Regions from separate parts of the Homo sapiens genome. Here region 2 is linked to region 1. A link is an interaction called in ENCODE POLR2A ChIA-PET data of the cell type or tissue named here. Cell type or tissue: endothelial cell of umbilical vein. All regions are shown on one strand. Each heading gives the region's core, and the rest is flanking DNA. Links, peaks and the distances in the headings are about the cores only.

Region 1 (2,915 bases), core at 200-2,699:
ACTTTCTTACTTCCACAAAAACAAAGTTTCTCAAGGATACAAACCAATGGATTTATCTGTGAACTCGGTCCCAGAATAGAAACTAGCAAAAAGTCAGTACAGTACTCAAAAAATACTTTTGTGGTATGAAAAAAGGGCAGGTGCAGATGTAGAACTGTACCATCTTCAGTTTCTGTTCACAATTGTTTTAAAACAATTCTCATCTATCCAGTCTGCTCTCCCACGCCTCAGATGAGGGAAGCCAATGGTCAATGCTCTGTGATAGCCCAAGTAGGATCCAATCTAGGTAATCCCTGTCCACCTTAGCTCTGTCCTCTGAGGGATTTGCCAGGTTGCACCACAATAGTTCTCCATTCTCTTTAGTCTGAACTTATGCTGTAAACCCAAGGCCTGGCACAGGGGTATGCAGGAAAGTTTGAGTGAATCAGTCACAACAGCTCTAGTACAGTACTGCATCGATATGCTCTGGAGACCTGCAGCCTATTTTTCCCAGAGAAATAAAGTGGAGTGGAGATCAGAAGCCATGGCTTCCCCCCTACCTCCTCTGGTCAGTGCAGGCTCTGGCTCAAATACTGAAGAAACATGTTGGCCAGTTGCGGCAAGTTCTCATTGTTGGGATGCATTTTAGTGTACGAAATAAACTGGCGACGAAGGCGACTCAGTTCTGCCATGGTCAAGGGCCGGGTAAACCGCAAGTGCTCTGTGGTACCAGGAAGCGTGAGCAAGTCCCCGGGGACAGCGCTCTTCTGCGCTTCCATCAATCCGGCCAGTACTTGACTCGTGACCTGGTCCAACTGGTGCAGAAAGCTGCCGGAGGCGAGGGGCTGGGACTGCGTAGACTGATGGGGTGGTGGGGCCCGGTTCTCAAACAGGGCAGAGCGGATCCCCGCCAGGGGCAACGGCTCCTCTAGGCCCACCAAAGTGAATAAAGGCCGGTCCCAGCGATTCCGAGAATCGGGAGCCTCAAAGCGCAGCGTTAGGGCCTCCAGGAGTTCGGGAGAGTAAAAGGCACCGGACCCATGCTTTGCAGATTTCTCTGAATCCGGAGTCACAAGAGCTGGAGACTCCGCAGCCCCGGATTCTTCTCGCTCCAGTTCCTTGGGTACGTCGGCCTGGGCACTTCCATTTACTACAGAGTCCGCAGTATGCAGTTCCCTGAGGACGCTGCTGCCCGCCGCCTGGGCTCTCCCGTCCTCCTCAGCGCGTGGCCGCCAACTCACACTGACGTTCCGGCCAGGGTTCTCGTTCGCGCCCGCCACCTGAGGTCCCGCGATCGGGCCGCCGGGCCGTACGCAGTAGACCAGGCAGAGCGGGGTGCGCGCCGCCCGTGCCAGGCAGTAGAGCTCGTAACGGAAACCTTTGATGTAGTTAAGCGAGTCCAGGATGACCACGTCGTGGCGACTCAGGCGCCGTTCCACGGAGGCTCGCAGAGCTCCACGCAATGCCTTCTCACGGGCAGAATCGCCGTACACCGCTGGGTCCTCTGCGCCCAGGACAGCTGCGTCGTCCACCACGTACACCGCGCGGCCCTCGGCAGCCAGCGCCACGCGCAACTCTTCAGCACGCCGGCTCTTGCCGCTGTACGGCAGCCCGCAAAACACCACGAGCGGCATCCTCTCAGGGAGCGACCATTGGCAACCGCGCTGCGCCAACTTCCGGGTTGTACGCGTCTCCGACGTAAGCCGGAAGTGCAAACTGCTCTTCCTGTCTCCCTTGACTTTTACAGACCCTCTTGTTTCTATGGAAACAGGAGTTCTACGCCAGCTAGGCCCAGGTTCAGCTTTCTCAGAAAGGAGATACAGAGACTATAATGGCATCAGTTATTTATGCCAAATGTTATAGGCCTCAGGAGAATGTGATCTTCCTGCAGCGAAAGACTGCCCGTCCATTTTATTAATAAGGCCTAAGGGGCATTAAATATTGTAAGCAATCAGCACTATATTTAGCATATAGAAGGCAATTAATAAATGCTGGTTCTCCTTCATTCCTCCTCTTAAACCTACTGGCTCTCAGTAAATGTTTATTCAATTACCATTTCAATCATTCAACATCTCCAAGGTTGGGAATTCAGAGATGAACATAAAACGCTTTCCCCACAAAAGATAAAAGGTCTGAATGGGAAGGATCAGGCGCCTACAATCAGAGTAATAAATACTATAATGGATAGATGCAGGTGAGGTTATAAAAGAACAGAAGGGAAAAACAAACTACCCAGAGAAATCACTGAAGACTTTATGTAGAAATAGTCATTTGACTTAGAACTTGAAAGACAAATAGGAATTTTTCTCCTTAGTAGGGTTGCCAGATAAAATACAGGATGCCCAGTTACATTTGAATTTCAGATAAACACCAAAAACATTTTTAAGCTTAAGTGTGTCCCAAATATTGCATAGACATATTTAAAATTATTTGGTGCTTATCTAAACTTCAAATTTAACTGGGCATCTTTAATTTATTATTATTATTTATTTTTTCTTTTTTAGAGATGAGGTTGTATGTTGCTAAGGCTGGTCTCAAACTCCTGGGCTCAAGTAATTGTGCCACCTCTGCCTCCCAAAGTACTGGGAATACAGGTGTGTGAGCCAAGGTGCCTGGCCTGCATCCTTTATTTTATTTTATTATTATTATTTTTTGAGATGGAGCCTCGCTCTGTCACCCAGCCTGGACCACAGTGGTATGATCTCAGCTCCCTGCAACCTCCACCTCCTGAGTTCAAGCGATTCTCCTGTCTCAGCCTCCCAAGTAGCTGGGACTATGGGTGTGCGCCACCATATCTGGCTAATTTTTGTATTTTTAGTAGAGACGGGGTTTCACTATGTTGGCCAGGCTGGTCTCAAACTCCTGACCCCAGGTGATCCACTGGCCTTGGCTTCCCAAAGTGCTGGGGTTAAAGGCATGAGCCACTGTGCCTGGCC
Region 2 (2,915 bases), core at 154-2,653, 79 kb after region 1:
AACCCAGCTCCCCAGCCTCTGACCAGGTCCTCTGCACTACTTGTTCCCTTTCATGCCCAGTACTTTTAGAACTTCTGTTTCCTCTGCCTGAAATGCCCTTCCTCTTTTCTGATTGTCAAGTGCACCCTACCATTATTCAGGATTCAGTTCAAGTGTTACCTCCTTTGTAGTCTCATTATACTTTGTATATAACTCTGTTTAAACAACTAATAATAATAATAATAATACCTAGCATCCCCCATATGCCTCTTTATACACACAGACACAATCATGAATCCTCACAACCACTCTTCAAGGAAGATATTATCCTCTTTATAGACAGACTAATTCAGAGATATAAAGAGGCTAACCTAGTTGCATAGCTAATAAGTTAATGTGCCTGCTTTTCAAACCCAGTTCTGTCTAACTCCAAAGTCACTGTAATTGTTTTTTCTACATGATATCCTCAGGGACAGAAATCTCTTGTGCTTTCTCTTGTGTTTCCCCCAGACCTACATTGTGCCTGGTGAATAAGTAGGCACTCCATAAATATTTCTTTGCTGAAAAAATTTCTAGTGTACATCATGCTAGATTCTACTTCCATGTTTTTATTTGAGAATTTTCCCACCTGAAGTGCACAAATGCACTGCCTCCTCTCTATTTAAATTCTACCCATCCTTTGGAATGCCTCCTCTGTACAGCCTCCTTAGCTATGGCAATATACACTTCTCTCTCTCTCTCTCTCTCTCTCTCTTCAGTTGCAACTCTCTCTCTTTTTTTTTAAATTTTAGACAGGGTGTTACTATGTTGCCTGGGCTGGACTTGAACTCCTGGGCTCAAGCATCCTCCTGCCTCAGCCTCCTGAGTAGCTGGCACTACAGGCATGGGCCCACCGTGCCTGGCTTACAACCCACACCGTTCTTTCTCCTGTGTCAGAATAATGCCAGCCTACACACTTTAGCCCTGGATTACATTCTTCCCTATGTTGGACTTGTATTGCTTTATTCATGGTTAGCTTTTCAGATCAAGGACAAGGTCTTCACTTTGGAATGCTCCAGAGCACCTAGCAGAGGCCTAATCACATAGCTCATTGATTGGAAGACTTTTCATCCAGAGCCAAATAGCCTTCAGTAACATTAGAAAGTTACATTTCAGTTCTACACACTTCTAAGAGCGGCAGTCTAACTCTTACCCTGTGATTAAGAATCTTCCCTCTTTGAACAAAAAAACAGTAATTTTTTTTTTTTTTTTTGAGACAGTGTCTTGTTCTCTCATCCAGGCTGGAGTACAGTGGCATGATCATAGCTCACTGTAATCTTGAACTCCTGGGCTCAAGCGAATCTCCTGCCTCAGCCTCCTGAGGCTACAGGCAAGTGCCACCATGCCTAGCTAATTTTTGTATTTTTTTTTTTTTTTTAGATACAGGGTCTTGTTATGTTGCCCAGGCTAGAAAAAAAACAGTAATTTTTTTTTTTTTTTTTTTGAGACGGAGTTTTGCTCTTGTTGCCCAGGCTGGAGTGTAATGTCGCGATCTTGGCTCACTGCAACCTCCGCCTCCCAGGTTTAAGTGATTCTCCTGCCTCAGCCTCCTGAGTAGCTGGGATTACAGGCATGTGCTACCACGCCTGGCTAATTTTTTGTATTTTTAGTAGAGACGGGGTTTCTCCATGTTGGTCAGGCTGGTCTCGAACTCCCGACCTCTGGTGATCCGCCTGCCTCGGCCTCCAAAAGTGCTGGTATTTCAGGTGTGAGCTACTGCACCCAGCCAATGAAACAGTGATTTTTAATAAGGAGGCACAATAAATCCAGTACTAACACAGGATAAGGATTGAAAACTGAGATGAAAACCAACTAGATCAAGAGTCCATCATCACAACTCCAAGTTCTACTTTCAGTCCTAGAATTAATTCCCAGGTTCTATTCTGTGAACCCCAGATTCTAACCTGATTCTACCAGTGTTAGTCCATATTTGACTATCATTCTGTTGAAATTGGTCTAGTAAGCTATAGACTCAACTTTACAAATCCAGTAATTTATGTTTGGAACTCCAGGTTATATTCTGTGAATCCCATATCCTCCTATTGGGCAATCAGATTCTGCTATTAAAGCCCAAGACACTGCTTTTAGAACTACAGCTTCTATTTTGGCAACTCCAGATTCTATTCCCTAACCCCCAGATTCTAATATTCTAGTAACACAGTTTCTACTATCAAGGCCTAAGATTCTAACATTAGAACTCCTGGTCTGTTCTTGGAATCACATATCCCACTTTTGGAACATCACATTGTATTCTCTGAACCCATTCTCTGATCCTATTATCGGAGTTCACATTCTTCTACTGAAACTTAAGATTCCATTATTGGAAACTCAATTTCCAATCCTGGAACTTGATCTACTTTAATAATTCTAGATTCTACTATTTCTGTGTCTTAGTCTACCCAGAAGATTCTACTATTAAAACTCAAGGTTCTACTCTTAGAAACTAAAATTCTACTATAAGAACTTAGGCTTTACTCTCAGAAACACAGATTCCATTATTGGAATTAGACCTGAAGGTTCAGAGTTGAGACAAAAGTTTTGGTAGTAGAATCTTGGACTTCAATTGTTGGGATTAAATTGAAATTCTTCATTGGGAACTCTAATTTTATTTTAATTAATTAATTAATTAATTTGAGACAGAGTTTCACTCTTGTTGCCCAGGCTGGAGTACAACGGCAAGATCTTGGCTCACTGCAGCCTCCACCTCCTGGGTTCTAGCGATTCTCTTGCCTCAGCCTCCTGGGTAGCTGGGATATTACAGGTGCGTGCCACCACACCTGACTAATTTTTGTATTTTTAGTGGAGACGGAGTTTCACCATGTTGGCCAGGCTGGTCTCGAACGCCTGACCTCCGGTGATCTGCCTGTCTCGGCCTCCCAAAGTGCTAGGATTACAGG

Evidence for each region. Peaks named below come from ENCODE experiments on the same cell type or tissue, not always from the same donor. Only the 100,000 strongest peaks of a DNase experiment are listed, where the experiment ranks them.
Region 2: POLR2A ChIA-PET joins it to region 1 with 7 read pairs; 2 of 35 experiments call an interaction of 5 or more read pairs at or near these places.

The regions. Positions count from the first base shown.
Region 1 is chr1:52,032,149-52,035,063 of GRCh38, forward strand. The region is part of intron 2 of TXNDC12 (thioredoxin domain containing 12); the gene reads right to left. It overlaps KTI12 (KTI12 chromatin associated homolog), which reads right to left and starts at 1,662. Exons shown (of 1, transcript NM_138417.3): 1 at 1-1,662. The coding sequence starts at 1,613. The coding sequence ends at 549. RefSeq lists an enhancer at 1,369-1,668. In endothelial cell of umbilical vein, for the core only: no CTCF peak of the experiment used is centred there; DNase peaks (open chromatin) are centred at 693 and 1,633; H3K4me3 peaks cover 1,640 bases; H3K27ac peaks cover 1,719 bases.
Region 2 is chr1:52,111,644-52,114,558 of GRCh38, forward strand. No RefSeq gene overlaps it. Among named protein-coding and RNA genes, the nearest start is that of ZFYVE9, 29 kb to the right of the region's middle. In endothelial cell of umbilical vein, for the core only: no CTCF peak of the experiment used is centred there; no DNase peak of the experiment used is centred there.